Regions from separate parts of the Homo sapiens genome. Here region 2 is linked to region 1. Evidence: read pairs that join two places in POLR2A ChIA-PET (ENCODE). Cell type or tissue: A673. All regions are shown on one strand. Links, peaks and the distances in the headings refer to the core of each region. The heading gives the core; the rest is flanking DNA.

Region 1 (16,620 bases), core at 6,152-11,151:
ATTACCAGTTGGTAATGAGGCCCCTCCCCATGGTGTCATGGAGACCACATGGGCAGCCTGGATTTCCCCTCCCCCCAGCAGTAAGAAGGCCCCTTTCTTTCACAGGAAACAGTACCCTAGCCCATCCTCACTGTCATACCTAAACATCCTTCAATAGGCTAGGAAAACTGAGTACTTAAATATGGGCATCAACAAAGAAAATATGACATTGATTTATTATTAGAACAAAGATGAAAACAAGCGTGATAACATTCCAACAGGCAACGAAGGACACCAAAAAATGGAACTCTGAGTTTATGAGAAATTTCTTGAAAAGAAACAAAATGTTGAAATCTACTTAGTGATGGAAAATAATGTGTGTCTGGGAAAATAAAACCAGAATAAACAATACTGATACATATCCTAATAATGCTATTGGTCTTCTAAGAAAGGAAAACTTCCCTCAGATATACAGACAAAATATCCAAGGGAAGGAAAATCAGATGCTTTTCAGACTGCTCAGTTACTTCTATGCCAGAATTGGGGGGTGGGGGTTAGCAAGGGGCAAAAAGGACCAATATTTAAAACATTTGTCAAGGAAAGAAGATGATCAAATATAAATTATATCTAGCCAAACTATTGTTCATCTATAAATATATACACAATCACTTATCTGTGAACTTAAGGGATGTTGCTTCAAGGAATTGAAGGAACCAACCGTAAAGCAATTTGAGACCACGACAACATGACTGGAGACTTTCAGCATGAACCCTGCCATGATCATTAAATATATTTAAATCTAAAACTAAGGTTAAAAATCAGGGTTAGAACTAAAGATATGTGTAACGATTATATATCTATTAAAACGGGAAGAATAAAAGGGAGAATAAGAGCAAAATAGAAAAAACTTTAGGATAGTCATAATGCTGACCAATCAAGTGCTACAGAGAGGAACACCAAATATAATACAAGAGACTAAAATTGAAGGGCAAAGTAGTTTAAGGTAAGAAGGGAAAGAGTGGTTTTTGGCTTACTCCAAGAGTGGGAGTTAAATGACAGTAAATGGAGAGAGAGTTGTCTGAGGGTATTACATACGCAATCACTAGATAAAAGAAAAACTGTAGGCCAGGCGCGGTGGCTCATGCCTGTAATCCCAGCACTTTGGGAGGCCAAGGGGGGCGAATCATGAGGTTAGGAGATTGAGACCAGCCTGGCCAACATGGTGAAGCCCTGTCTCTACTAAAAATACAAAAATTAGCTGGGTATGGTGGCGCACACCTGTAATCCCAGCTACTCAGGAGGCTGAGGCACAAGAATCACTTGAACCCGGGAGGTGGAGATTGTAGTAAGCTGAGATCATGCCACTGCACACCAGCCTGGCGACAGAACAAGACTTCGTCTCAAAAAAAAACAAACAAACAAAAAAACAAAAAAAAACTGTAAAACTCTAATTATTTAAAGAAATACTTAAAAATGAGTAAAAATAAGATACCACATAATATTCAGTAGTATAACACAAACCTCACAGAATTAAGACCCCAAACATATAGGCAATATCAAAAATTTGAGTATAAATCATCTACTAAAAGAAAAAAGTCTCAATTTACCTAATAGCAAAATTCAACCTTATGCTCTTCGTGAGAGCCATGCTGGACAAAATGATTTAGCAAGGTTATTAACAGAAGGGTGGGCAAACATATATCAGGCAACTATTTGTCAAGCAAATGCAAATAAAGAGAACAGCGTAGACCACATTTTTGATGACAGCATAGACTTATGGTCAAAAAGCATTATATAAGACAAAAATGTACAGTTTATAGTACTACAGAATACAACTCACATTGAAGATAAACCAGTTATCAATGTTTCAATTAGACATATTCATAAAATAACATAGTAGCCACTTGCATATGGCATAACTATGACATGTAAAGAAAGGAAAATTTATAGAGGGAAGGAAAGAGAAATATTAAACCAATATTAAAAAGAGGACATATTTTTACAGGCCTAGATAGGGCAGTGGACAAAAATTTAATAAGGACTTGGAAGTTTCATACATCTTAGTCAATAACAGTTGATAAGGTAGGCAGGTCTGCTAGATGTGAACACACATATACACACAGAGAAGGAGAGAAGGGAACAGAGACATGCTGTTAAAATATATTTTTAAAAATAATTGTGTAAATTTAATTATGGCCAGAATTTTAGGTGGTAAGATATTTGTCATTTTGTTAGGCATGTGTCTCAGTCTCTTCAGGCAGCTATAACAAATTATAAATTATAAGCCTTATAAGGCTTATAAACAACAGAAATTTGTCATAGTTCTGGAGGCTGGGAAGTCCAAGATCAAGGCACCTACAGATTTGACGTCTGGTGAGGGCCCTCTTCTTGGTTCATAGTTAGCCATGTTTTTGTTGTAACCTCACATAGTAAATAAAATGAGGGTCTCTTTGGGGTCTTTTTTATAAGGGTATTAACCCCATTCATGAGATCAGAGAACAAAGGCCTCACTTCCTAATAGCATTATCATGTGGGTTAGAATTTCAACATACAAATTTCTGGGGATAGGACACCATAAATGTTCAGACCATAACTGTGATAATGGCATTATGGTTATGTATGAAGTTGTCTATAGTTTTCAGAGAGGCATACCAAACCCAGTATTAAAATGATATAACAACTTCTTTAAACTATCTTTGCAAAAAGGCATAGATAAAAGAAAAGTTCAAGTATTGATAACTGTTGAAGTTTTCCATTGGGTATACGGTGGATTCGTATATGATTTCTCTAATTTTTAGTATGTTTAAAATTATTATATTGAAATTAAAATTTTTTAACATTTATTCTTGTTTTTAAATACATGAACTTTGGAATCAGACCCAGATTTAAAGTCCAAGTCTATATATTTCTAACTGTAAGTTGTTGTCTTTCAAACTGCAACCTTATTTATTTTCAATTTTCTAGACTGAAAAACGACTTCAATATCTGCCCCATTGCACTGTTGTGAGTGCTGTGTTAAATGACAAGTTACCTGCTTACCGTGTACCTAAAATGATTTGCTAAGTACACTGCTTTCTGCTGAGATAAATTGGCACTAAACAAGGACAGTGTCAGGCTGATGTCTCAGGTGGCAACATGAACCCCTTCAGTTGGCCTTTTTCTTTGTATTCACCTACTTCTTATGAGATTAAAGAATCCTTAGCAAACTGACGCAGGATCGGAAAACCAAATATTGCGTGTTCTCGTTTGTAAGTGGAAGTCTAATGATGAGAACTCATGAAAACAAAGGAACAACAGAGACTGGGGTTCACTTAAGGGTGGAGGGTGGGAGGATGGGAAAGAGCAGAACAAGTAACTGTTGGGTACTAAGATTAATACCCGGGCGATGAAATATGTACAAGAAACCCTGTGATAACGAGTCTACCTCTATAACTTTCACATGTATCTCCAAACCAAAAATAAAAGTTAAAAAAAAAAAAAAAACACTCTAGTGCCCTGGTATAGCCCTGACCTTCCACGTTGCCCAGTTCCATAGGCATTTTGGCCTCTTTGGATGGTGGCCAACAGTTAGCTGAGTGGATTGTGGCAACTTCTGCCATATTTCAGAGCTGGAGTGAAACTGGACTATTACTTTAGTTTTGATTGCTGCATTGCATTTAAAAAACTTATGGAGTTCAAGTTCTTTTAGGACAATGGGTAATAAAAATGTCAAATATAGGACTGGGACTAAGGCCTAGATTACTGTTTGGACAGGGTGTAGGGTAGAAGCTGGAAAAAGCCTGGTATGTGCTATTTTCTAGGACTTTGGTTAATATCAAGTTAATTACCTGAGACAGTCAGCAAGGAGAAGCAGCAATTCCTCAGGCCGGGATGTATGTCAAGCCATTTTGGCTCAGCCAAGTGATTTGTAACATCCAAATGTCTTTCTTAATGAGAGCTCCATGCTGCTGTAAAATAACTGTTTCTGGCTCCATGGGTCTTGGATTTTGGGAGGACGGAGAGGTAAAATAAAGGCAGGCAGAGTGAGAGAAAAAAAAAAACTTATTTAAAAAAAAACACACACCCATTTAAAAAGTGACTGCAAAGTACATTTAAAAAAAAAAAGAAGAAAAAGAAAAAAGAAAGGCTGCTGGCTCACTCCTGTAATCCCAGCACTTTGGGAGGTTGAGGCAGGTGGATCACTTGAGGTCAGGAGTTTAAAACGAGCCTGGCCAACATGGCCAAACCCTGTCTCTACTAAAAATACATAAATTAACCAGGTGTGGTGGCGCATGGCTGTAGTCCTATTCAGGAGGCTATTCAGGAGGTTGAGGCAGGAGAATCATTTGAACCCAGGAGGCCAAAGTTGCGGTGAGCTGAGACTGCACCACTGCACTCCAGCCTGGGTGGCAGAGCGAGACGCGGTCTCAAAAAAACCCCAAATGAGACAAAAACAAAACAAACATAAGAAGCAAGAGCCATCACCCTGATGTAATTTACCCTCAAAAAAAAAAAAAATCTTAGCAAAATGATCTAAACACAGCTTTAAGAATGGTTAGGATCCTTGAGGTTATAAAAAAAGAAAACAGATGTGGAGACCTAACAGATAGATGTGAAAAGCACAAACTGGTAATCCTAGAAAAAAATATTTTTATATATAAATAAATCTTTGCATAAGCAGGATGTACTCTGAGTAGAGGTGAAGAGATAGTGAATGTGAAAGAATTAGAGTGAAATTTCTACAAAATGTGCTAAAGATAGATAATAGATTAAAATAATAAGGCTGTAAGGCGGAGTGGTGATAAAGAGGCTCATATAAGTCAAACAAAAGTTCCAGAAAAGAGAAAATAGATGATTGATTAAAATTGGACAGAAATAAAGATTTGGAAAAATCCACAGTAAAATATAATTTCTTCTGATGGAAGGCGAGATGAGGACCAACAAGCATTCTTGGCACCAGGTCCAGATGCAGAGGAAGCTCTCTCTCCTCAGGGGCTCCATCCATACCTTGGTGCTGTCAGGCTGGGGCTGCTTTTATTCTGCTTCTGTGTGTCTGGGAGAATTGTGGAATGATTGGACATTCTCAATTCTATCCTTTTGACATGAGAAGAAACTAGGAAAGTAGGCAGCACTTCCAATTTGGGTTCGTTACCTCCGTTCTGTATCCCCCAAACCAGGATTCACTCCTTATGTCTCGAATGTTCCCATGAGGTGAACAGGTGTCATTGGCTGGTCTCTCTGTCTCTTTAGCCCCTCTTTTCAGGGACTTGGTCTTCTGCAAAGTCATATACTTTCTTGGGGCAAGACTAATGAGCCATTCTAGTAAGACTTACTCAGTTTCCTGCCCCACATTCTGGAGATTACATGTGCAGTCATTCAATGCAAGAACAGCCATTTCTGATGTACATCCCTGGTCCCAGGACCCAGAAGTTTACATATCTCCTTTAGATAACAGGGTGCTCACATCTTAAATGACAAATAGATGAAGTTTCCTACAAGAGCTTGTTCTGGAAAGCTCCCTGATGAGAGATGAGAGACCTGCATATTCCTGCTTCCCAGGAAGCCACGTAGAGGGAGCTGAATCCAGCTGACATTCTAGCTTCCAGTTTTCAACAGAAGACTCTGGATCCAACTCCTCTGTTTGGCTTTATTCTCTAAGGCAGTCAGTGTGACCCCCTTCTATTCATCCTCCCAAATTTGTTTCACTAACCATGAAAAGTCAGTGAGTCCCTCTGGTCTCTGTGAACACAAAGTTGCCTCTGCAAGGTTTCACTCTAAATCAATCCACTAGAAACTTCTGCCACCCCTGGGTCTGATTTTTCTGAGCTGTATGACATTGTGCTGTGTTTTACAGCTCAAAAAAGAGTGTCTAAATATCTCGGTACACACAAAGAGGCCTTTTCTCTTTCCTGTTAATGTATGATGAGACATTTGACTTCAGAATCTTGGCAATGTCTCATAAAAACAAATGCCTGTTCCAGCAACGCTAGTCATGTCTGTAGAGACAAAGAGATCCACTGATTTGTGACTATATATAATTCTTAATTTCAAGACTTGCACAAGTTTCTGTGAATCCTTGTTAGTCTGCCACCTCTAAGGCCTATGCTGTTACATTTTAGCAGCATAGTCTAAGCATAACTCAAAGTCTTCTTCTCTATTCTTGAAATATTGCTCAGTATTCCATTTACCCATGGCCTTTACTAAAGATCAGTGGATACTGGGTACCCTTTCCAGACCACATCTTCTGGGCTGATACATTCATCCTCATCTGCTGTGGACCAGTCAGCACTGAACCCCTCACTAGGTGTTACCCTCAGTCATCAATCACTGCCTCCCCTAAAATATGCCTCCTCTCGGGTAACCTGTGACCAATGACTAGTTCATATGGGGGTGACAGACCTGTCCCTTTGATTAATTTGGGAAACCTCTGAAATGTCAACCCAGCCCCAGTGTCTACTGCAGGATTATCTCATAAAACACTTGCAAGTTGGCTTCTCCTACTTCCCAGTACTACCTTTCTTACTTCCTTATTGATACATCTCACAAAAATCATCTTCCAGTAAACCTTCTCCAAGGAATTCTCCATCTCAGTGTTTATTTCCAAGAACTGAGTCAAAGAAACTTGGAGTCAGAGATGGAAGACTCAAAAAAGGAAAGTGGCAATAGATTACTTTCCAGTAAAGGGGCAAGGAGAAGCCTAGCATTGATGGTAACATATTGATCATCCACGAATTGCTATAGTAAGTGAGGCTGTTAAAAGGCAAACCAGGGGTGAACTCAGATGAGGACCTAAGAGAGAGTGTGTTTGTGCCAGCTGCTGCAATGTCTCCAGCACTGGAGAAGTATGAGAGAAAAGGCAGCTTAAAGATTACAGATTCAGGTGATGGTTGATGAACATTGTTGACTCTTCATTATAGAAAGATAACTACAGTCTTAGGGTGATTAATCAACAGTCTATGGCAAATAGAGAAATCCAGGGGATCTTCTTGATTACATCTAAAACAATCTCAATATCTTGCAGCCGTTTCTGAGTAGACAGCAGAGAAAATGGTCAGAGTCTAATTGTGACAGTAAAGGAACTACAGAGGAGTTGAAATCTCAGCCGCAGCCAAGCTCCTATAAGGTGATGGCCCTGAAACTTGAGATGGGGATCTTGGTTGATGCAGATGGAAACCTTTAGCAATATACATTTCACCTTGCCCCAGGATGATGTTAACTCTCCTTCCCTCTCTCATAATATAGTCCAATGACACCTGGACCATCTGGATATCCTGGAGAACATCTTATGAGTCCATTATGTTAATGACATCCTACTAAGCTAATCAGACTCTATGGGCAAGAAATAGCATGTATGTTGGAGGTCTTAATCCATGCCCTCTAGAAGGTAGAAAATAAATCCAATGATAATGTAGGATTCTGACACATGAGTGAAGTTTGTAAATATTCAGTGGGTGTGGGGCATGTTGGGTCTTTCTTTCCCACATAAGGGCAGATTATTGCAGCTCATGCCACTCAAAACTAAAAAAAAAACACAGAGCGTAGACCACTATGTGTTTTTGTTGCAACACATTTGGCATGCAGACATTCTGCTCCATCCTATTTAGTGGGTACACAGAGGTACCTAGATTTTATTGGGACCCAGAGTAGGAAAGACAACCTGGACCACTTGCTCCAAAAGCCTGATCAAAAGCAACTTCTATTTCTCAGTGTCCAGGGAGTCCTGTGTCAGCAAGAGAAACAGGTCAGGGGCCATAAGCTAGGTAAGCACATCTGACCAAAGCCATGTTTCCTCTTTTAGGAAGGGTTATAGTTTGTTTTGTTTTTGTTTATTTGTTTTTTAAATTGTGTATCAGTTGAAGCTAGGTTAAACTTCAAGTTCCACCTGGTTGTTCTACAAGGAAATGTCTTGAATTTTACTCACTCCCATAAATACACATAATACTGGTGCTTTCTCCGAAATATCCAAGTATGCATAGATTGTGAGTTTCAGAATTTGGGGCTACTGAGGAGAGAAATGTAGTGCCATTGATATTAGGTAGTAAACTGAGCATCTATTGGGCCTCTCGTTGCTTGTATTTGATCTTTGTCTAAGCTCAATATGTGCGCATTTGAATCAGGAAAAATGGCACAGAACAAGACACCAGTCACAATGTCCCTATGAAAACCATTGCCGTGCTAGGGATTATATGAAAAGTCTTTAAGATTAGAATCAGAACCTTCAGAGATTTGCATAACTCAGGCTTGACATTGGTGAAGGAAATGCTTTTGGGGTATAGCAATGGGCTTTGAGGAGGATGAAACAATCTAGCAGGTTTAGTTTAAGTATATAAAACCTCAAAATTTTTCATCACCAAAGGCTTCCCAGAATAATCCTAATCCAATCTCTAAATTTTAAAAAACTATGTCCTTTATTTTCAAATGCATTTACGTAATAAAATACAGCAACCAAGACCAATTACCTCAAAATGAGAAATAAAACGATTTTCTCTGTAAGGTCATGCACATTTGCTCTTTTGCTCATTTTCCTTCTGGCTAATGGCATTGATCCATTAGCCTGCTCACAGAGCTGAGAGTGAAATTTATAAGCCTGTCATATAGGGTAATTAGTAAGCATGTCATAAACATAGGAATATAGAAAAGAAGACATTCTATTAGGAGAGAGTCTATTTACGTGGTGATAGAAATTTTAGCTTAAATGTAAAAATGCTTTTCCTTAATTTGACACTTTTCTGTGTTGGTGACCACAAACATTATTTTTTAAATTGTCTGTTTGATAGGAATTCTCATTGATTTATAGAAATAACATCATCATGATATACTTCATAAAACTGCTCCAGATTCCAGAAGCAATCAAGAAAGAAGAGAAACAGTTTGTCTGAGAAATGCAAGTTCCTTTGAATTATCAGGATCAGAGAGGCACTTAAAATGTGACAGCTGTCACATCTCATTCTGGCCTGGAGCTAAATAATTACTTCTTGAAGTCACTTGCTCTATGGATTTTAGACTAACTGACACCAAGTAGCCATAAAATGCTTTATGCTGGACACCATAACTCATACCCTATAGTTCAACAATAAATGTTAATCACTAATTAATGTTATTTCTCTTTTTTCTCTCTCCTTCCTTCCTTCCTTCCTTCCTTCCTTCCTTCCTTCCTTCCTTCCTTCCTTCCTCTCTCTCTCTCAACAGAAGATCTGTGGAAAAAGTTGCAAAGTAGTAATTGAGCTTCATATCTGATAAATATTCTCCCGCAGCCAAGTAAAATTTTTAGGTCTCTTTTACTGCTTAGAGTAAGGGAAATAGACTTTGATTTTCTTAACTAAATTTTCAGAAGTAAAGCAGAGTGCACTTTTTATTTTACATACGTTAGGGGAAGAATTTTTGCTACACTTGAGAGTAGGGGAAATGAAGTTGGCTAAGAAAACCACACTCCCAGGAGTTAGCAGGGACTTTTATTTTACATGTCAAGGGAAGGACTTTTACAAGTTGAGGTGGTGCTTCCAACTTCTCACTCACAGGTCCTTTGATGCTCTTTTTTGCGGGGAGGAGTCCATGGAGTTAAGGAGACAAACATTGGTCCATGTAGTGGATTTGTCTTGTGTTAACTTAGCTAAGCTAAAACTATGTTTTCCAAAATTCCCTGTCTCATAGTCCTGGGTTAATATGGGCCACCCTTGTTCTTCATCTTTTGCATGCAATTTGGAAGGAAGTAGCAGGGATATTTTGCTTCTTTGCTGATGTAGGAGGCAAGACGCTAGTGCTGCATGGTATGGCTTGTCATTTGTCACTGGCCCACCTTGTAGGCCCCCTTTTGGCCTGACTGTCAGGCTGGTTGGTGGATGATGTGATGCGGTTGGAGGCTTGGAGGTACTGAGAGAAAGGTGCCTTTCCATTCTGTCCTCTTGGTTTCCAGCTCCTCTTCACAGTTTCCATTACAGAAGAAGTGTGTACTTATTATGGAAAGTTTTGAGCATACAGAAAAGTAATTTAAAAAATTTGTAATTCTAATGCCCCATCAAACTTCTCTTTTTTTATATATTATCTTGTCAATCGCAAGTATATTTACACCTGTTTATTAATATAATACATAAAATATGAAACTAAAAATGTATGTTTACCTATTAAAGGTATACATTTAATATTATATAAAATATATAAAATGAGACTATACACAAATAAGTATATGTATAGTATTTTAAAAGCAAATATGGAGTTATATTAAACATAGATTTTTAATTTGAACTTTTCTCATTGCAATTTACTACTAGCACTTCTTTATACTTGAGAGCATTTTTTTCTTTTTGATGGATCAGAAATATATATATATATATATGCATAGAGAGATATAGTTTTGATAATTTCACAACTTATTATTTGTAAAGTCAAATAAATTGATAGAATTGTTGCCAGTTTGGGAAAACCTCAATCATGGATCTTTCATATATGAATTGTGAGATTTCAAGTTTTATTCTGCAAAGATTTATATTCTCTATTTGTTTAAGCATAAAATACATTATTATTAGCTATATTCACTATACTATGCATTAGGTCATCAGAACTTATTCATTGTAAAACTACAAGTTTGTCCTCTTTGACCAACAGCGAGAGTATGTTTTGAATAATCATAAACTGCTTCATCTTTTATTTACCCATTCATCTACTGTGTACATATTCACACTCTTCCTATTTTATTCTATTTTAAGTAATACTGCAAAAAGAAACTTTTTACACAAAATTTGGTGTAGATCTGTGTTTATTTATTGAGAATACTTCCAGGACTTGGGAATTTTGATTTTATGGGTACTTCTTAATGCTCTTAATCCTTAAGACTAAATTGACCTCCAGAAGAATGTTAATTCCTTCTACCAAATCCAGGAGTGTTTTGACAGTTCTCCCTTTCCTGGAACCCTGACCGACACTGGATATGCTCAATGGTATTTTCTGGAAGTTTGGTATGAGAGAGCTTGCCCTGTGATGCTGAGAGCCGTGGGCCCTGGGGCTGGGCACTGCTGCATTTACATCTCAGCTCTGCAACCTCCATGCTTTTGGACAGTCCATCATCTCCCTCATTTCCTGTTTCCTTGTCTGCAAAATGGGGATGGTGAATATAAGACCTATGCATTTAGTAGTTACAAGGAGTAAATGAGGTCGTTTATGTAAAACATGTAGAACAGGACCTGACACAAAGCCAACTGCCAAAAAATGTGAGCTATTACTCTTACGGAAAATGCTATTTTATTATGTTAATTTTGATTTTCCTTTTACTATTACAAGGTTAATGATTTTCATATTTGTGTTACCCGTTTCTATTTCTTTTGATAGTTATGTTCACATGCTATTTCTCTTTCAGTGTGTCTTTTAAAAACTATTGTATGGCATTTATATAAGAAAACAGACAAACTGATTATCGTATGTATTGCATTTTCTCTTAATTTGTTGTTTATTAGATTTTATTTAATATTTTATTCTTTTTGTTCCTGTGAAAGAAAGAAAAATGTAGGAAATCCAGATATGTAAAAGTTTGGAAAAATGATCAACTAATATAGAATCGGTGCAATTACTTCTTAAAGATAATTTTTAAATAATTCGATTTTTTTTGTAGAATTTTTGGCTTCTTCCCTCTCTTCCTTTTTTCATTTCTTCCCTCCCTTTTTCTCTCTTAAATATGTGTATGTTCAAACAATTCGAGGATCATGCCTATATTCTTTTAAACAACTTTCACTCAGTTACATGTTGTAAATAAAATTTAATGTTATTATGTAAATAGATACTTTCATTATTAGTTGTCACAAAGTTCCATTGCATAAGTATTTAATAATTTTGTTTAACCTAAAGACTTATTCCCTATTTTTAAATGCCTTTAATATTTCCAGTTTTTTACTAATATAAACTAATATCTTGTTAACTATTCCAAATCATTTATCTTGTCTCATTTTCATGTTATTTCTTTACTATAGTGACCTTGTCCTAGTCAACTTGGGCTCCTATAACAAAATATTGTAAACTAGGTTATTTGAACAACAACAAAAAAATTATATCTTATGGTTCTGGAGGCTGAGAAGCTCAAGATCATGTCACCAGCAGATTTGATTCCTGGTTAGGGCCAACTTCCTGGCTGCCAGACAGCTGCCTTGTCACTGTATCTTCACATAACTGAGAGAGAGAACTCTGGTCTCTCTTCCTCTTCTTACAAGGACACTAACACAGTTATGGGTACCCTACCCTCATGAACCCAATTACCTTCCAAAGGCCCCATCTTCAAATACCATCACATTGGGGTTCAGGGCATCAACATATGAAGTTTGGGGGAACACAGATAGTCTATAACAGCCCTAAATAAAAGACAACATGCTTTTTCAAATGCCTGTCAGGAAAATCATAACATTTATGTATCATTAATGATGTGCAGGAGTACCCATTCCTAAGGCTTTCCAGAGTATGAAGTTTTGTAACTCCATACTTTCATACGATAACTTTTGTACAGATTACCTCAGGAGAGCTCCCCTGAAAGGACCTTGTAGGACTAAGATGGAGGTTTTCTGGACACTGAGATGCGGGAGGTGGGCTCTGAACCAAAACTCCCCTATCAGATCTAACAGTTGATTTTTGTTTTATTGATAAGGCAGTCATATACATGCTTTTGAAAAGGGATTTTTTTTTTTTTAGTTACAAAAATTAAGAACTTTGTGTAAATTAATGCTAACTTAATAGTGGAAAACACTTCATCATAGTTTTTATTTTCTTGGTTAGTAAGGAGATGAAAATTATATCTTCATTAAATATCATTCTTTTTTTGTGAACTGCACATTTATTTCCTGAACTCAATTGTACATAGTATTGTTTGTATTTTTTTATAGTAAGAACCTTTTTTTATCAATGATATTAACACTTGGATTGGCAGGATGTAGTAAAATAAATTAAAATAGTTAAAATAAAAGAACTAGTGTCATATGTGGTCAAATATGTAGGGACTATTGTATCATAAATTACAACTGAATTTGAAAATGTCTTGTAAATAGTTTAGTTTGGCAGAGATCACACTGACATAAATACTTGGGGGGTTTAAGGTTTGTGCTGAAATTTTCCTGGTCAGAAAGATAAGGAGGAAGAATAATTGGCTGACAGAAAAGAGATAAAGATTAAGACCCAACTAAGTTTGCAGATATTCAAAGGACATAACAGGATTTCAGTTAAGTGGGAAGAAGGTTCCACAGGATTAGATTGTGAAGCCTCCAATCTTGTTGTTCTGGTCATTAGGTCTCATCCTTATGGTGTCGGTAATAACACGGAAATGAAGTAAACATTAAATACATGTACATAGCTCTACCGTGAGAAGCTGATTCACGGGGTTTTATGGTGGGAAACAGTTGAAGTTGAAAATAAAAGGTATGATACTAAGCTATATATTTTGGAGTTTCTTTTAACTTTCTCAAGGTCTTGCTTAATCCATGTGAAAATTAAATGCTTTATGTATCCAAGCTGCCTCACCCGTTTGACTTGGAGGACATAGCTGCATGGGAGAAAACTCTAGAACTAAGTTTGTCCCTTTTGTGATTTGGGTTCTTGGATGGTTGGCAGGAGTCGAAAAATACTGCCTCAGTTGTTCTTCTTGGTCTTGAAAACACAAGCATCTTAAAATGGTGATAGATAGCAAGAAAGTTAACAACGTATTGCAAGAAATTGTTTTTCCCAATCTGTAGTTTTAAAAAAATATTTATAGTGTGTTTGCTGTTTCTTATGTATTTATTTGATTATTGCTGCATTTGAGTCATACAAAATGTGCATGTGTGGTCAAAAATTTTTTTATGATGTCGTTTTTTGTTTGTTTATTGAGACAGAGTCTTACTCTTGTCACCCAGGCTGGAGTGCAATGGCACAATCTCGGCTCACTGCAACTTCCACCTCCCAGGCTCAAGCAATTCTCCTCCCTCAGCCTCCTGAGTAGCTGGGATTCTAGGCGAGGCGCCCACCACCACGCCTGGCTAATATTTTCGTAGTTTTAGTAGAGATGGGGGTTTCACCATGTTGGCCAGGCTGGTCTTAAACTCCTGACTTCAGGTGATCTGCCCGTCTAAGCCTCCCAAAGTGCTGGGATTACAGGCCTGAGTCACCTCGCCCGGCCTACAATGTCTTTCTTTATGATGTCTTTCCCTGGTTATGTTTTCCTACTCTATGTCATTTAAACATTAGCCTAGAGTTATCACTAATACTTTTATAGTTTTGTCTTCAGATTTGAAATATTTAATAAGTCTGGAAATTATTCTTATATAAGGCCGTGGTAGAAATAGCAATTTTATTTATTCCTTATGTGTATCAAGTTGTCAATAGCATTTTAAATACCATTCTTTGTTCACAAATTTGAGAGGCCATATTTATCATAAATTGACATACATTTTTCATTTTTCTTTTCTGTTTTGTTTCTTTGATTTTTTAATTAGTATTTTGGTGCATTAGAATAAAAAAGAGCCCCTGCTTCAATATTTTAGTTGTGGAACCAAACAAAAAAAAAAGCATTCTTTTAGAATGCACCTGGTGTTTCAACACAGCCTGTTATGCTCTGTCTCACGTACTTGGATCTTAAGTAAAACCAGACTGTTGTCCCAGTATGTAGTGGCCCAAGGCTGAGGTTCTCAAATACCTGTGAGCCTAAGAATCATCTTGGGTGCATGTAAAGGGTGCACATTCTCAGCTGACTTGCCGGGGATTCCTATCCAGGTCAGTCTCCAGGGGCAATGAGTCCCCAAGACCTACACTTTTAACAAGTCTCTAGGTGATTGTTTATGGAATCAAACCTTAAACAATTCCTTGAACCAGTGTTTGGTTGGCTTTTATAAATTCAAAGCATCTAGTAAGAAAAAAAGCAGTATTTGATGTTATTATTGACACCGATTTTATGGCTTAAATCTGTAAATGGAATTGTTTTATTTTCTGATTTATTCTTTAAAATGTTTTGTTTTGATATAAGGTATATTAGTAAATTGTCATTCTAATGTAATATTGGCCCTAAGCTTGAATACAAGCTCTCTTGCACCTCTACTGACATGCTAAGGTCAGCCCTACTGATTTTACTATGTGGCTTAAGAGATAGAGAAAAAGTTGTGAGAAAAGCCCATATGATACGCTCTCTGGGATGTGCTAGATCTCTGGTGAGGAATTTTAGAGCATCTGGGTAGGAGCTAAAAAAATGCTGGTTTAGTGTCTTTGTTGTGCCCCTCTTTTAAAAGCAGCTTAATTTTAAGGAGTAGTGTCTGTAAATATTTTAGGTTTTTACAAAACATAATAAAGGGACAATATATTCTATGTAAAACCTATAAGTAAGCTATAATTAAGGACATTTGAGAGGGTGGAGATGGTGAAGAATTACTCTTCAAATATAAATAATTTAAATCCAGCAAAAAAAAACAAATTTCTAATGAGAAAAAGAGAGAAGGGGAAAAGAGAGAGAGAGACTGAAAGAGAGAGAGGGAGTAAGGCAGAGAGAGCATAAGACAGCTGGAGAGAGAGAAAAAAGATTTGAGAGAGACAGCTCACAGCAGATAAGAGAGAACACTTGGAGTTGGAGTGCTAGAGCATTTGCTTATTCACTGTTAAGTGAAAGGCAGCAATCAACACTCCAACATCTACTGTCAAAGGGAAAGTGCACCAGGCTGAGTTAAGAAGAAAAGGAACACTTATTTATTTATTTATTTATCTGGGCGGGGGGACTATTGCAATAGGGGAGAGGAATTGAACTCAACTCTTTTGTAACAAAAAACAAGAGGGTTTTTAAGTGTTGTGTAAGCTAGAGGAAAAGTACTATGGAAATCTTAGGTGACAGGCCGGTCAATGTTACTAGGCCATCTGTGTTTGCTAATTGGTGCTAATTATTGAGGTTAGACTTCTCTCTACAGAGGCTGAGAGACAGTGGAACTATCATTCTTGATGATTGCATTTTAAAGAGGTGACTCTCAGGTCCTTGTGCAAGACATTCCTGAATTTGAACACTGAAGAGGCCAGGGGAAGATTTTCATCTCCAAGGGGCAGAGAAAGGGTTTGCAATGGCAAGTTTTCTAAAGTAACTGGTGCAATAATAAGGAGGTCAGGGGCCTATAGTCAGGAAGAAACCTCCTTAAAGTTTAGTCAAGCTGAGAGGGATGTTAAGGCCACCTTGGTCCCTGCCACGTTGGTTAGTTCTATCAGCTTAGGCTGGATAGCCTGGTAGTTGTGAAAGCAGAGAGAAGTGAATGTCAGCAACGAGACTAAGTATCTAACAAGGTAAAGCAAATCCTGGCACTGATATCTAGCAATGTTAATAGCAAGGACGCCTTTCACATAAACTTATAGAAACAAAGGAAAGGGACTCGTCTTTCTCTTTAAAAATGAATATTTGAATTAAAGGAGAAAAACCACTGAGATTGTTAACAGCTGAAGTTACACAGAATTTCAAAGGCAAGAGACATTCTCAAAATCCAAAATCTGCAGCTGACTATGCAGCAGGCATTCTCTGACTCTCAAAAAAGTTTACATTCATTATTCATTCATCTGTTTTTTTCACTACTCTAAGGAATTTATTTTTAATAATCACACATCAGATATTATGTTTAAATGTATTAATGAATGATGGAAGTAACAAGATGTTGTAATAAGTTCAAATGACAATTCAATTCACTCATATACTGGGAG
Region 2 (16,620 bases), core at 6,462-11,461, 66 kb after region 1:
TGGAGTAAGAGCTATCAGAATCAGGAAGGCCAAATCGAAATGTCTGAATTGGCACTCTTAACTGCTCTCCTTCAGTTAATTTTTTATTCAATCTAGTAAATAAAAACACCCATATATTAACCTGGGGAATGTAGTGGAGATTCATGCCACCATTAAATATCTAAATGATGCAAGTGGGTGGTCTCTATTATATCTCCATTTAATTCCCAGAATGCCCCCTGCAGAGACTAGCTGGACCCCGGGAAATGACTGTAGACTCCTGCAAATAGTAGCTGTGGTCATAGCTGCTCTGACAAATCTAGTATCATCATTAGAGCAGATTACTAATGCCTCAGGGACATGGCATGTGGTCACTGAATTGGCAACTCTGTTCTTTTTCACTGCAAAGAGAAATAGGTTCAGAATCTGTGTGTATTCATATGTGACAGACAGCAATGTTCATTTAGTTTTTCCTCAGGGCTGTTAACTCTCCTCCTCTCTATCAAAATGCTGAGTGAAGAGCCCTGGGCCACCTGCACATCCCATTTTCCATGCTGGTCCCTGACATTAGGAAGTGTGCTGTTTGGACAGGAGTGAGAGGTAGTTGGTATGCTGCAGACTGTGGTGAGATGCATATACTCCAGAGGGTAGGGACAAGCCCTGTAGGGATTCAGGGACCTGTCACTTGACCAAAGTTCATAAGCGCCTGGTGGTCAGGGGTGTTTGGGGATACACCCTCCAAAACAGAAATTGCTGCATTGTGCATTCCTGCACCAAAGAAAGAAGCACAGCAACTGGTCAGCCTCTTTGGGTTCTGGAAGCAATGTGTTTCACACTGAGTAATATTGCTCTTGTCTCTATATTCCAGGTGATATAGAGGAATCCCAGATTCAATACCAGCTTCAAGTGAGATCCAGAGAAGGAGTAGTTTTTTTTTGTTGTTGTTGTTTTGTTTTGTTTTAGCAGGTCCAGGCCACGGTGCAATCAGCCCTACCATGTGGGCTGTATGACGCTTTCTTAGTGTTGGAGGTATTAGTGGTGAGACAAATGCAGCAAGCTCCAGTGGGAGAATCACAGTGTAGACCTGGGATTCTGTAATAAGTTCATGCCATCGGTAGCAAAGATTTTGCCCCATGAGAAACAACCCTTGGTATGCCATCTTGGCTTCTCTGGGTGGGCCCTTGTATTAGCTTGCTATGAATGCTGTAACAAAGTGGCTCAACAGAAATGTGTTGTCTCACAGTTCTCAGGCTAGAAATCTGAGATTAAGATGCTGATAGGGTTGGTTCTTTCTGAGGGTTACGGGGCAAAGATCAGTTCCAGGCCTCTTTCCCTGTCTCACGGTTGGCTGTCTTCCTCTTGTGTCTTTGCAAGGTGCATGTGCTGTGCCCTCTGTGCATGTCTGTGTCCAGATTTCCCCTTATAAAAAAGAAACAAGTTATATTCGATATGGGGCTGTATCAGTCAGGGTTCTCTAGAGGGACAGAACTAATAGGATAGATGTCTATATAAAGGAGGGTATATTAAGAAGTATTGACTCACACGATCACAAGGTGAAATCCCACAGTAGGCCATCTGCAAGCTGAAGGGGAAGGAGGCTAATCCGAGTCTCAAAACCTCAAAAGTAGGGAAGCTGACAATGCAGTTTTCAGCATGTGGCCATAGACCTGAGAGTCCCTGGCAAACCACTACTGTAGGTCCAAGAGTCCAAAAGCTGAAGAACTTGAAGTCTGATGTTCGAGGGCAGGAAGCATCCAGCAGGGGAGAAAGATGAAGGCTGGAATACTCAGCAAGTCAGCGCTTCCATCTTCTCCTGCCTATTTTATTCTAGCAGTGGCAGTTGATTAAATGGTGTCCACCCAGATTGAGGATGGGTCTTCCTCTTCCAGTCCACTGACTCAAGTTTTAATCTCCTTTGGCAATACCCTCACAGACATACCCAGTAACAATACTTTGTATCCTTTAATCCAATTAAGTTGACACTCAATATTAACCATCACAGGGGCCAACCTAATTATCTCATTTTAACTTAATTACCTTCGTAAAGAATCTGTCTTCACCAGTCTGGGCAACATGGTGAAACCTCATCTCTAAAGAAAATACAAAAAATAGCTGGGCACAGTGATGCATGCCTGTAGTTCCAGCTACAAGGGAGACTGAAGTGGGAAGATGACTTGAGTCTAGCAGGTCGAGGCTACAGTGAGCTGTGATCACACCACTGCACTCCAGCCTAGGCGACAGAGTGAGACCCTGTTTCCAAAAAAAGAAAAAACTTCAAATACAGTTACATTCTGAGGTACTGGGGGTTAGAGCTTTAACATATGAATTTTGGGGAAAATTCAACCCTCAATAGCTTTAAATGCCATCACACGAATTCTTATGAGAGGAAGGCAGAGGCAATGTGACCACCAAGGCAGAGAGTGGAGTGATGCAGACATAAAAAGGAAACATTGACAGATGGGGGAGGCAGGGAACAGATTCTCCCCTAGAGCTTCCAGAGGGAGCACGGCCAGACGACAACTTGATTTTGGCCCAGTTGATACTGATTTCAGACTTCTGGTCCACAGAGCTATGAAAATAATAGATACCTGTTATTTGAAGCCACCCGGTTTGTGTTAATTTGTTGCAGTCATCTTAGGAAATTAGCACAGGCTCCAACTGCTGTTCTCTGAAATCCACTCATAGTTTTGCTCCCAGTCAATAATGGAGTGTGGCACGAAGACTACGGCAGCTCAGAACTGAGATGGGGCCTCCTCTCATAGCTGAAGCTGGCCCAAGTTCTCTCTGATCACTTTGCCAAACTTTTTTAGACCATATAGAAATTTAGGTTGCTTGCATCCACCTTTTTTGCAGTTTGATGGCTATGCCATCAGCCTGAGGTAGCTGCCTATTTTCTCGCACACATCTATTTTCCCTAATAAAATCCAGCAGTTCAGCTTCTACCTGACACCCATCTTTTGAAAAAAACTTTGACTAACACATTGGAATTCCAAAATTTTAACTTAAAAACTGGTGTGCAAATCTAAATTTTTCAGTCCCATTTTTTTCCTAAGCTCCAGGCCAACATAGACTACCACTTGATCCATATAGATTCCTCACAGATACTTCATATACTACACCACACCCAACAATGAACTCAGCAAGACCCCACCCCCTTTCACAAGCCTATATAAACACACCTGCACACAGACACACACACACACATTTCCTTCGGTAATCTTTAAAAATGGCACTATCATATGCCACTTTTTCTTCCTAACTCTTCCTTTTCCTCACACCCCAAACTCATAAAAATCCAAGTTCTAGTTCTTTGGGTATATACCCAGTAATGGGATGGCTGGGTCAAATGGTATTTCTAGTTCTAGATCCCTGAGGAATCGCCACACTGACTTCCACAATGGTTGAACTAGTTTACAGTCCCACCAACAGTGTAAAAGTGTTCCTATTTCTCCACATCCTCTCCAGCACCTGTTGTTTCCTGACTTTTAATGATTGCCATTCTAACTGGTGTGAGATGGTATCTCATTGTGGTTTTGATTTGCATTTCTCTGATGGCCAGTGATGATGAGCATTTTTTCATGTGTCTGTTGGCTGCATAAATGTCTTCTTTTGAGAAGTGTCTGTTCATATCCTTTGCCCACTTTTTGAAGTGGTTGTTTGTTTTTTTCTTGTAAATTTGTTTGAGTTCATTGTAGATTCTGGATACTAGCTCTTTGTCAGATGAGTAGGTTGCGAAAATTTTCACCCATTTTGTAGGTTGCCTGTTCACTCTGACGGTAGTTTCTTTTGCTGTGCAGAAGCTCTTTAGTTTAATGAGATCCCATTTGTCAATTTTGTCTTTTGTTGCCATTGCTTTTGGTATTTTAGACATGAAGTCCTTGCCCATGCCTATGTCCTGAATGGTAATGCCTAGGTTTTCTTCTAGGGTTTTTATGGTTTTAGGTCTAACGTTTAAGTCTTTAATCCATCTTGAATTAATTTTTGTATAAGGTGTAAGGAAGGGATCCAGTTTCAGCTTTCTACATATGGCTAGCCAGTTTTCCCAGCACCATTTATTAAATAGGGAATCCTTTCCCCATTGCTTGTTTTTCTCGGGTTTGTCAAAGATCAGATAGTTGTAGATATGCGGCGTTATTTCTGAGGGCTCTGTTCTGTTCCATTGATCTGTATCTCTGTTTTGGTACCAGTACCATGCTGTTTTGGTTACTGTAGACTTGTAGTATAGTTTGAAGTCAGGTAGCATGATGCCTCCAGCTTTGTTCTTTTGGCTTAGGGTTGACTTGGTAATGGGGGCTTTTTTTTGGTTCCATATGAACTTTAAAGTAGTTTTTTCCAATTCTGTGAAGAAAGTCATTGGTAGCTTGATGGGGAAGGCATTGAATCTATAAATTACCTTGGGCAGTATGGCCATTTTCACAATATTGATTTTTCCTACCCATGAGCATGGAATGTTCTTCCATTTGTTTGTATCCTCTTTTATTTCCTTGAGCAGTGGTTTGTAGTTCTCCTTGAAGAGGTCCTTCACGTCCCTTGTAAGTTGGATTCCTAAGTATTTTATTCTCTTTGAAGCAATTGTGAATGGGAGTTCACTCATGATTTGACTCTCTGTTTGTCTGTTATTGGTGTGTAAGAATGCTTGTGATTTTTGCACATTGATTTTGTATCCTGAGACTTTGCTGAAGTTGCTTATCAGCTTAAGGAGATTTTGGGCTGAGACAATGGGGTTTTCTAGATATACAATCATGTTGTCTGCAAACAGGGACAATTTGACTTCCTCTTTTCCTAATTGAATACCCTTTATTTCCTTCTCCTGCCTAATTGCCCTGGCCAGAACTTCCAACACTATGTTGAATAGGAGTGGTGAGAGAGGGCATCCATCATGCTGCTATAAAGACACATGCACACGTATGTTTATTGTGGCACTATTCACAATAGCAAAGACTTGGAACCAACCCAAATGTCCAACAATGATAGACTGGATTAAGAAAATGTGGCACATATACACCATGGAATACTATGCAGCCATAAAAAATGATGAGTTCATGTCCTTTGTAGGGACATGGATGAAATTGGAAATCATCATTCTCAGTAAACTATCGCAAGGACAAAAAACCAATCACCGCATGTTCTCACTCATAGATGCGAATTGAACAATGAGAACATATGGACACAGGAAGGGGAACATCACACTCTGGGGACTGTTGTGGGGTGGGGGGAGGGGGGAGGGATAGCATTAGGAGATATACCTAATGCTAAATGACGAGTTAATGGGTGCAGCACACCAGCATGGCACATGTATACATATGTAACTAACCGGCACATTGTGCACAGGTACCCTAAAACTTAAAGTATAATAATAATAAAAAAAAATCAATATTTGAAAGAAACATGACATCAAGCCGTGAAAAGGCATGAATTAATCTTAAATGCATATTGCTAAGTGAAAGGAGCCAATCTAAAAAGACCACATATTGTGTGATTCCAAGTATATGACATTCTGGAAAAGGCAAAATCTAGCAATAGTGAAAAGGAATCAGTGGTTGGCATGGATTTGGAAGAAAGGAAAGGGAAAGTTGAATAGGTGGTGCACAAGAGATTTTTAGGGCAGTGAGACTATTCTGTATGATACTGTAATTGTGAATACATAATACTATGTGATTATTAAAACCCACTACATTTTACAGCACAAAGAGTAAACTGTAATGTATGCCAATTGAACAAAACATCATGTAAGAAGTCTGAGAATCACAGGGTGGAATACAGAATGTGACAAAACAATCTAACTATTCCAAGTGTAGGAAACAACCTTACTGAAGTGTGTGGGGGAAAAGGTGCTGATCTAAGTCACTTTGGAAATAAATGAAGTCTATACAACTAAAAAAAAAAAAAAATCCAAGTTCTATAAATTTTGCCATAAATGTTGGCTCAAATTTTTCCATGTCTCTTCTTCCCAAATGCTAGTTATAGTCCAGACCATTATTGCATATTTAGAACTACATCAGTTGTCTAATAAGCTTTGCTAACATCTTGTTTGCCTCTCATTCATTCAAAGCCCTGAATTGAGCATGATGAAGCTAAAATCCAGATCTATGTTTGCTATTGGTCTCCTTGTTAAGAATCCTTTTCTCAATCTATTACTATCATTAGGACACAGTTGAAGTTCCTTAATGCGACTCACACAGGCACTCATCACCTGGCTCTTGCAGAGTTTCCATCACCAGCTTTCACTCTTTCCTTTCTCATCCTCAACAGCCAGCATCACAAAGCACACACCTTTGTCATATCATGCACTCTGTCTTGCTTTCCTGGCTACCCACACGAGACTCTGTCTGCTAGGTTTTATCTTAAATGGTTTGTCCCCTGGGAAGCCTTCCATAATAAGCCTCTATAGCAGTGCTTTCTCAAGCAGAGGCATTTTCATTCCCAAGGGAGCATTTAGCAATATCTGGAAATGGTTTTTGTTGTCACAACTGGGAGATGCTACTGGCTTCTAATGGGTAGAGGCCAGGGATGCTGCTGGACATCCTACCATTCACAGACGGGTCCCCTCCCCTTGCAAAGAATGATCAGATCCGGAGTGCCAGTAGTGCTGAGAACCCCTGCCACAGACCAGTCTAGGTGCCTGAACCTTCTGATGCAAAGGCCATGCCAGCTTGATTCATTCCTATACCTTTCCTCCCCATCCCAGTGCATCAGCATGCATTTCTTGGGTAAGTATCACTCAGTTGCCTTCACCACTGGGTTGAAAAGACAAATGCATGCTATTCTTCTTTGTCTTCTCAAAGTGCCCTACTGAAAATAATTTGTCTTTTAAAAGTTTTTGTCTCCCCCTTTGCCCCATCCACAATTCACTACTGGATATTAGCTGGGATTGTGATTGGGTGATAATCTCGGGGTTTTCACACAGCCTGCACTTTCTTCAATTCTAGTTAATAGGCCTAGGATGTCATTTATGTGATGTTCTCAGGGAGAATTCAGACTTAGAGGTACTTATCTCACACAGAATGATTCGATGATTCCTATCATCAAATTCCTACTTCTATCATCAGATTCCTATTTCTACTTTTAATAGTATTGAAGCCTTCCCTGCTCATTGTGATCACCTCATTTGGATCCTAACAGGGAAACCGGTGCTGAGACACTGAGCTTCCATATGCCACTGGCTCACTATTACTGAGTTGTTACTGCTACTTGGAAATTGAAACTTGCAGCTGTGAACTACCCGAGATAACATAAAGAAGAATCAATATTAGCTTGGCTTATACAATATGGGAAAATTTCTTCAAGTCTAAGTGAAAATGGTCTAGGCAGGAACTTTTAATGAGCTTGAGGGTCCTCTCTGGAAAGCCCTGCACTCTCGATAAAACGCTTGAGCAACGTTTGACATTAATAAAATCGAGAGCCTTTTCTGGGAAGTTAGAGACTTACACGCCCAGCTGACATTGACAGATACACCAATCTTTAGCCAGCTTTGTGTCTGTGCTAATAATCCTAAATCAGAAATCATGTTGTGTATCAAATCTAACTGATTATATTGATTTTTTTTTCTTTCTGTAATTGGTCTCTACCAACAGGGAATTTTGAATTGGCTTTTTCAGGAGAATTTCCCTTAATGACAAGCTTGAAATAAAACTTTGACACGTACTGGCAATTTTTTTGAGAAGTTCTTTAACTACAGGCACAATGGGCTTCTGGATGTCCAGTCAACCCTGACTCAAAAAAGCGAATTTCTCAGTATTTCACTGGGTCTGCTTTTCATACTGTAAGATTCTCCCAATTCACCCCGTCTCACTGATACAACAGCGTAACAATCCACATCCTTTAATTCTCAGTCAGAGGCATTTTTAATCTGGGCAGAATATGCTGCTGGCACACAGCATATCAGGTTTAAGAGCTCCAGATGCATCTGTGCTGTCTGACATTTTGGAGTTTGAGAATGTCAGCTCAAACGTAAATGTGACTCCCTCATATCCAGCAAAGGTACATCCTGTTACACTCTCCCTGCATAGTAAATGGGAGAAAACAGGCTCCAACTCTCAGTGCGCCGATATCCAGAAGTCTGTAACAAATTCCTTTGTGTCATTGAATAAGATTATTCCAGCTGGCTCCCTTTTTGCAATTAATGAAGTTATTACGCATTTTAGAGGACTTCTGCCAGATTTTAGAAAGAAAATGAATGTTTGAGAAAGGAATAATAAGGGAGGAAAGCATTAACTTAAGGGAAGTTCAGCTTTGCAAATAATTGTTCTTTATATGGGGCTCCAGAATATCTCACCATAATTAGGTTTAAGTATCTTTCTTTAACACAATAAAATGGAATAAATTGTGGAGTACTAAATAGGGTTCCCAAATTTTCAGAAAAAAAATATCTAAATGCACCATATATGGGGGTCATACGGTGTTACTCGGGTCTGCTTCCTAATGTCATGGTGTGACCTTTGTAGTTAGTTTCAAAAATAAAGTTGTGGTGAAAATCTGTTTGCTAAAATCCCTTTTCTCTTCTTCTGGGGATTGCAGCTGGACTACATTTCCTGTCTTTCATTGCAATTAGATCTGGCCAATGAAATGTGAGTAAAAGAATGTGTCACTTCGAGGCTGGGCCCCAGAAAACCTCTACAGGGTGCTTTTCATTCTTTTGTCCCTTGATCATCTGGAAGCAGATGACCTAGGGGTTATTTTAGGGCTTGGTGAAACCATCAAATGGGAGTTTCTGCCCTGAGTTACTGAGTGTCGTGAGTGTTGCTTCACTGGCTGAAGCAATGAGCCATTTTTTCCTCCCAAGATTGTGATTAAGAAATAAACTTTTCAAATGTAAGCCACTAAAATTTGTGTCTATATGTTACCACAGCCAAGTCTACCTTAAAAACCCAAGGGTTTGATGGCTTAATTTTTGCAAATGTAACTTTTTCCTTCTTTAACATGTGTTTTTCTCTTTTAGTTCTACCATGGCTTCTAGTCTCCACACATTTCTTCTTTTTTTCTCATATTTCTGATATTATTGTCTCAGTCCTCTCTTCTCCTTGTCAGAGGCACTTGAACAAGAGTGACTCCATCTTAAATAGGGGCTGGGTAAAATAAGACTGAGACCTGTTCGGCTGCATTCCCAGAAGGTTAGGCATTCTTAGTCAAAGGATGAGATAAGAGATCGGCACAAGATACAGGTGACAAAGTCCCTGCTGATAGAATGCAGTAAAGAAGCCAGCCAAAACCCACCAAATCCAAGATGGCAAAGAAAGTGACCTCTGGTTATCCTCACTGTTCATTATATGCTACTTATAATGATTAGCGTGCTAAAAACACTCCCATTAGGGCCGTGAAGGTTTATAAATGCCATGGCAACGTCCAGAAGTTGCCCTATGTGATCGAAAAGGGGAAGGAACCCTTAGTTCTGGGAATTGCCTGCCCCTTACCCAGAACACTCATGGATAATCCACCCCTTGTTTAGCATATAATCAAGAAATAACGGTACATACACTCAGTCGAGCAACCAATACCTCTGCTCTGCCTATGGAGTAACCATTTGATATGGTTTGGCTGTGTCCCCACCCAAATCTCATCCTGAATTCTAACTCCCACAACTCCCACGTTTCATGGGACGAACCTGGTGGGAGGTAATTTAATCATGGAGGTGGGTCTTTCCTGTGCTGTTCTCATGATAGTGAATAAGTCTCACAAAATCTGATGGTTTTAAAAATGGGAGTTTCCTAGAACAAGCTCTCTCTTTGCCTGCCACCATCCATGTAAGATGTGATTTGCTCCTCCTTGTCTTCCACCATGATTGTGAGGCCTCCCCAGCCATGTGGAACGATAAGTCCATTAAACCTCTTTTTCTTCCCCATCTTGGGTATGACTTTATCAGCAGCCTGAAAATGGACCAATACACCATTCTTTATTCCTTTACTTTCCTGTGAAACTTGCTTTCACTTTACTCTATGGACTCATCCCTAATGTTTTCTTGTATGAGGTTTAAGAACCCTCTCTTAGGGGTCTGGATCAGCACCCCTTTCTGTTAACATCCTGACCAGCAAACATCCTGATCTTTTCTATGTTTTTGATGAGATAATCAACAAGGCAACAATATAAGAAATGTTGAAATTTTTTATAAGCAAAATAAATATTGTAGTCTTGGAATCATGTTGGAATAAATCTGAAAATTTCAGATTTTGATGTTCCTATTTTGATATTTTTTTTTATATTTTAGTAGACCATAAAGAGATTTCATGGGAAAAGGGGCACAATTTTTGAGTTTAGATGAATATTTATTTGACTTTCCATCTCTGAAAAAGTTGTCTTCATTAGGTGAGAAATCGAAACATACTGTACTAGACTGAGAGAAGAGACATTTCCCACAATTAGTGAGAAATGTAAGAACCTTCCTTGAATATATTAATACTAAAAGTAAGAATCTTCCTTGAATATACTTGTGGAATCTTAATGATGTTAATATTATCTCCATTCTGTGAAACATCAAGTAGTTTTACCACATGAAATATGCCACCAAAAGTGCTACAAAATTTAAGAAACCATAATTTAGACTGGTGAATCTTCTTACCAAATGGCATAATATAAAATAAAAATTTCACAAGCATGGCTTGCATTATGCAATTATAATGATTGATATTGATTGCATATTTTAAATTTTATATTCAATTTACTTCTATATTCTGTTTCAGTGAAGACATTTTTAATTTGAAAATCCAGTTTCATGCAGACAGGTGGTAATATAGCACAATGTTACAGAGGGTCTATTTTGCCAGATATGGGTAATTATGCACTAGTTTTGCTCAGAATTTTATTAAGTCATCACTTGAAAAAGCTAGATTTAAATGTTTTCCACTCACACATATTTCCTTATTCAGTTTTCTGTTTCTTAACTACTTAACAGCACAGAAGTCGTGCTGTTAAATGGATAGAAAATCCAGACACAATACTGGTTAAAGAAGGAAAATATTCATTTAGAATGGATTGAAGTCTAGACATGTGAAACATTACGTAATTTTTTATCGAATCACCAATCTTGAGATTGTGCCCTGAGAAGTTATCCAATGTGAGAAAGCAACTAATTTTACCCTTTTCTGCATTTGAGTGTGTGTGGGTGTGCATTAGTCAGAGGACATATTTGTATTTGTGATTTTACTGTTGCCCGGATGCCTGCATTTCCTGTTTCCTGTTCTCTTCACGGAATCCTCTTCCTTTTGCCTTCTTGCGTCATAACCTCTATTTTCCAGATGGCAACTCCTTCTTCACTTCCTCAGTGGTGACTTTCTTCCTCTTCCCTGTCAGGACAAATTCTCTGTTATTTGATCTCCTTCATAGCATGTTGTCATGGTTGTAATTTTACACTTTGTTTAGTTAGTTATATGATTAGTGTCAGTCGCACCTACCAGACCCTTTCTCCTTAGTGTGTGGCCAGTGTGTGGCATCACTGAAGTCACCTGGGGAAAGCAGAATATTGATTTCAGACCTAATCAACCTGCATTTTAACAATATCCACATCCTCAGGTATCAAAACACACATGACAATTTGAGAAGAGATGCATTAGACTGTAAGCTTCATGAGGCTGTGGTCTGCCAAATCCCCAGTGCTAATTGCTGGGCTAGAAATCTGTCTACTGAATCATTTCCTTTTTGAATTAATTCTTGTAAAATGTACCAGAAGGACGTGGGCTCATTGAAAAATTGAAAGATAGTCCAGCTAAGCATGATTCTTCCCAAATTTTCCCATTTGTTCATTCAACAAATATTTAATTAATGCAAATCGTAGCCCAGGAATAATATTAATAGGTGCTTGCAGTGTGTTTTTTAATTAAATTATCATCTAACCCTTCTTGATGGATACGTAATAACATCTGCCAAAAGTTTAAGAAAAGTGTATTAGAGAACTGTCTAAATTTGGCATATCAACAGAACTGTTTCTACTCATCTGAAAAGACTATCAGAATATAATTTTAGTAATAAAACATCTCAACTTATTTTTTAGAACAATGGCATTAACTGAGGATATGATTTATGGCTCATCCTTCTAAACTGTGAGATCATGACTATAGTAAGAGTCACGGTGAATGTATTTGTCCTGATGTCTTCAATCTGGTGCATGGTCCCAGAAGGAGGGCATGAGTTATAGAGAAGAAACGTCAGATACTTACTTCTTTGTAAAGAAGTAAAGCAAAAGTTATAGAGGAAGGTAAAATAAAATAATTGGGGAAAAATTCTCTAAATTGAAATTAAAATATAAATTCTTCAATTTAACTTATAAATCATATTTAAAATGTCTATCAGTTGTCATCAATCTAGGGAACAGTGCCATACCCATAATTTCTTTCAAATTAATAAGTCTTTTTTTTTTCGTTTTTTTTTTTTTTGAGATGGAGTTTTGCTCTTGTTGTCCAGGCTGGAGTGCAATGGTGCCTCAGCTCACTGCAACTTCTGACTCCCGGGTTCAAGAGATTCTCCTTTCTTAGCCTCCCAAGTAGCTGGGATTACAGGCGTCCACCACCATGCCTTGCTAATTTTTTTATTTTTAGTAGAAACAGGTTTCACCATGTTGGCCAGGCTAGTCTCAAACTCCTGACCACAGGTGATATGCCAGCATCAGACTCCCAAAGTGCTGGGATTACGGTCATGAGCCACCATGCCAGGCCTCAAATTACTAAGTTTTTTACCTTCTGAATTTTAAGTAGGCCTCAAAGGTCACAGTTTAGGAAGCAGACCACAGTATATATGATGAGGATCAATACTTTCCTTTGGGTTTCATTTGCACATATGTGATGTAATACCATTGGTATGCAAAATACACTATCAAATACTGTTTGATGGATGTAGGAATTTTTTGCTTTAATTAAGCTGGAGTACAGCAAACTTTTCTAAATTTATGCTATAAACTTACGTAATTAGGTTTTCTCTTCATAGGAAAGGACATGTGGTACAACTTCAAAACTGTATGTACAACCATTTATCATTGCCAGAAATGTAAGTTTTCCTCAAAGGATCTAATTAAAGTTCTGGACATTTATTCTTTTGATATGATACAGACTCTGAGATCACAGGGGGCATGAATATGTCTGATAAAGATTCTAAAAATATTTCAACTGTTTGATATCATTTTGAAGAGTCCAGTTTTTAGTTAGCTGAGAATAAAAATTAAAACTACTTGAAAGAAAATATATACTGATTATTATATTCTAATGAACTCATCTTTAATTCTTTTTAATTAAATTTTTACAAGTAAATCCTGATAGCATATTTTTTTTTTCTGTGGAGGTGAATAAATACAGAAAAAAGTATTCTCATATGACTCATAAGATCGTGTTTAGTGAAACTGTAACTATTTTAACTGGATTTTTTTTTTTTCTGGACAAAACTCTATCAGGCTCAATGTAATTTGAACTAATGTCAATTTTTAAATTATTAAATGTATACCATTTTAGAAGTTATACATATTTAAAAGAAAGAGGCCTTTGGAGATTTATTTGGATAATGTTTTCATATCTTTCACTGCAATTGGTACATTCTCTACTGCCTTTCTCCTTCATCCTACCTACAAGATCCATTAAAGCTCTAGTTTTCATGACTTAACTCATGTCAATTACTCAAACTAAAATTCCATCTCCAACTGTCTCTGTGAATTTAAACTGCATGTTTCACAATTCACCTCCCACTCTACTATGAGCTTTCCTATTCTGATATAACAATATGATCTATAAAATTCATCTACTATTTAATAGCAACTCAGCAAATAAATATTTATTAAATGTCTACTAGTTGTATGTTTTCACTAACTTCTCTATGGAATGTGTGTGATAGAATAAGAAAATAATTAAATATATCCTTATATATAAGAACTCAGCTTTCTATTAGGTCCAGATTTTCAATAATAGAATTCCCACTTTATTCAATATTAGGATGAGCTAAAGTACTCCACACATAAAGAGATAAAAGGAAATGCTGTTTTTATGTTGTTCTGCTGCATCAAATACCCTAGAAATCCCAACCAAGTAGGACTATTAGCTTCTATTTCTTCTCAGTGAGACTTAGAGATTTATGATCTTCATCAGTGCTGAGATTTGAACTGGTGTCTCTCTTAGTCCATGAGCCTTTTTTGCATGTACTATGCTGCCATTTTTGTAATATAAAATTTTGGTAACTATATATGACTTATTTCAGTATTCTCATTGTTCTTCAGAATATATGTAATTTTTCCAAAGTTTACAGTGGCATACAATTTAATTAATTAATTCATATATATTTTTTTCTATTCTTATTCTACAAGCATCCAATACCGAGAAATTATGTTTCTTTATCACTCATCATTATTTCTTCCCATTCAAACGTGGTCCTCCTTGATGGATGCAAATGGACCCATCTTAACATAGACAGTGGAGAGTCATCACTGACTCCTCCCTTTTCCTCACCTCTCCCTCTAGTCAATCTCCAAATTATCTTTTTTTTTTCTTGGAATACTCTTGTCTTGACTAGAAATAATTTCTCATAGCAGTATCAATTTAACCTCATTGTCCCCAAGACATGGGGCTCTTCCTTGTCTGTCACCCTGGTTCATTCGACATCTATCATCCTTCTGAGGACAGTCAGCTGGAATTTTGTTCAGTGGTGTATGCTTAGTGACTGGCATCACTAAGACCTGGCATCTGACATAGAGTGAGCATCCAATGACTATTTGTTGAATAAAATGGCTAGTGGACAAGTTGACTTTACAGCCATATTCTTTTAATTAATATTTCTTTGTTTCTATATCCTATTAAGAATAACTCATAGATAAATTATACAGTACTTAAAGGCATGTGTCATATAAAGTAAATTAATAATTTTCTTACCTGTACTTTAACCATATGTTTCCAACTTTTAGAGACAATGCTTCAGTTTTCCTCTTTACTAAATTCAAAATAGAGAAGGCATGTTAATTTTTATTTCCACTCACTATTTATCATTCTGGATTTCATTTATTCCTTAAAAATATGCCTATGAACTTAGTTTTTTAGAACTAACTTCTTATAGCCACCATTCTTTCAAATCCTATCACCCATGAATTAAGATTGTTTCTCTCCTTTAGTTTTTTCTGTCACAGCTGTCAGATTATTCTTCATCCATCAGGACTTTCATTAATCACTTCGCTCAAGCCCCTGAATGGTTGATGTAATTTAGCCATTCCGTCTAAAATTTCCAGGTAATAATCATATTCTTTATTATGTTATTTTATCATGCTAACTAGTATACAAATGAAATTTTCCAGTTCAAACGGACTGACTCTTATATGCTAGACCTTATACTCTTTTTTAAAATCTCTTAATTCAAACTCTTTCTTTATTCTGGTGTCCTCATCCCCTTCTGCCAGCCTACGATCTAGCAGAAGTTGGAGCTTCTCAATTAAGCTTTTCTGATAATGCTTACATATGAATTTTCTTTCCCAGCTCTGAATTCCAGTAACTTTTTCACTTGAGTATATGCTGCTCTGGAATGTTTGAATCTTGGCTGTACTGAGTACCACACGTGTGGCATTGGGAAGGGGATTTGACTTCCTTTGTGTCTCAGTTTAAACATGTGTAAAGTGTGCAAAGGTAACAGACTCTATCTCAGTTGTGCAGGTTAAACAAGTTAATACATGTAAAGCCTGTTACATAATATGGGTTCAGTAGCAATTGTCTTACATTCTTATAATTATTCTGCAAATGATTCTAACATGTTAGCCCGGCAATGTTACTGTATTGGCATTACGTAGACTCATGAAGGGTAGTCTCATAAGCGCAAGGTGAACTTGAAGTCATCTAAAGCAGTGGAAAGGGCTGAGTCACAGAGGAAAGCTTCAGAAATTTGGGGACAAATACAGGGATTACGCAAAAGATTGAATCAGCATTTTTACCTATGGGTTTTAAGGTAGAGGCCTGGGGGGAAAAACAAACCGTGAAAAATAAGTCAGCTATTTAGATCTCAGCAATCTCAGGACCAAAAAGGCTCCAGTGGGAACTGTTGCTCCAGAAGTTTTCTGAATTCTTCGTGGTTTTCTCACATATTTGTCAAGGTGGGGCTGTTGGTCTGGCCCAGTCCCCTGTGACAGAAAATCTTCAACTAGAGATAAAAATCTCGCTTCCCAGTCCATAGTTGATATAGCTAAAAGCAGGCCATAGTTTCTCAGCCCATTTGAATGTCCACAGGAGTGTCTAAGTTCTGTGACAATCTAAAGAAGTTCAGAATGAAAGAAAAGCAGTCTCATTTTGCCAACTTTATCGCCCCATTGATTTCTCCTGTAAACAGAGCAGGATGGTGTTCTGTTCAGAGCACTGTGGTAATTAACTCCAACTAAGTTCAGCAATTTGTGGCAGGCAGAGGATGGGGTGGGACCTGGGCGTGGGTATGCCCAAGAGGGCGCTACACCTGACTGGGGCTTGGAGAAGGCACACAGCAACTTCTCAATGGTGATGGATGTGTTACCCCAAAGTAAGCATTCACATTGCTGACTCCACCACAAAGGCAACATCGTCTTAGCTTGGCAGCAGCCTGGTTATTTATCTGTGTCAGCAAAGAAATAACTTCACCTCAGATCTCTGAGAAGAACCTTGAGGCAAGTTTTCTTAGCTCTTATTTCTGCAATTATTTTTCACAGAATAGAATCCAACCCACTTCTGTTGT

What was found. Peaks named below come from ENCODE experiments on the same cell type or tissue, not always from the same donor. Only the 100,000 strongest peaks of a DNase experiment are listed, where the experiment ranks them.
Region 2: POLR2A ChIA-PET joins it to region 1 with 12 read pairs; 2 of 35 experiments call an interaction of 5 or more read pairs at or near these places.

The regions. Positions count from the first base shown.
Region 1 is chr18:68,497,288-68,513,907 of GRCh38, reverse strand. No RefSeq gene overlaps it. Among named protein-coding and RNA genes, the nearest start is that of TMX3, 210 kb to the left of the region's middle. In A673, for the core only: no CTCF peak of the experiment used is centred there; DNase peaks (open chromatin) are centred at 8,217, 8,517, 8,897 and 9,287; H3K4me3 peaks cover 390 bases; H3K27ac peaks cover 4,858 bases.
Region 2 is chr18:68,431,205-68,447,824 of GRCh38, reverse strand. No RefSeq gene overlaps it. Among named protein-coding and RNA genes, the nearest start is that of LINC01912, 170 kb to the right of the region's middle. RefSeq lists an enhancer at 10,505-11,704. In A673, for the core only: no CTCF peak of the experiment used is centred there; DNase peaks (open chromatin) are centred at 8,044, 8,574 and 11,114; H3K4me3 peaks cover 436 bases; H3K27ac peaks cover 4,838 bases.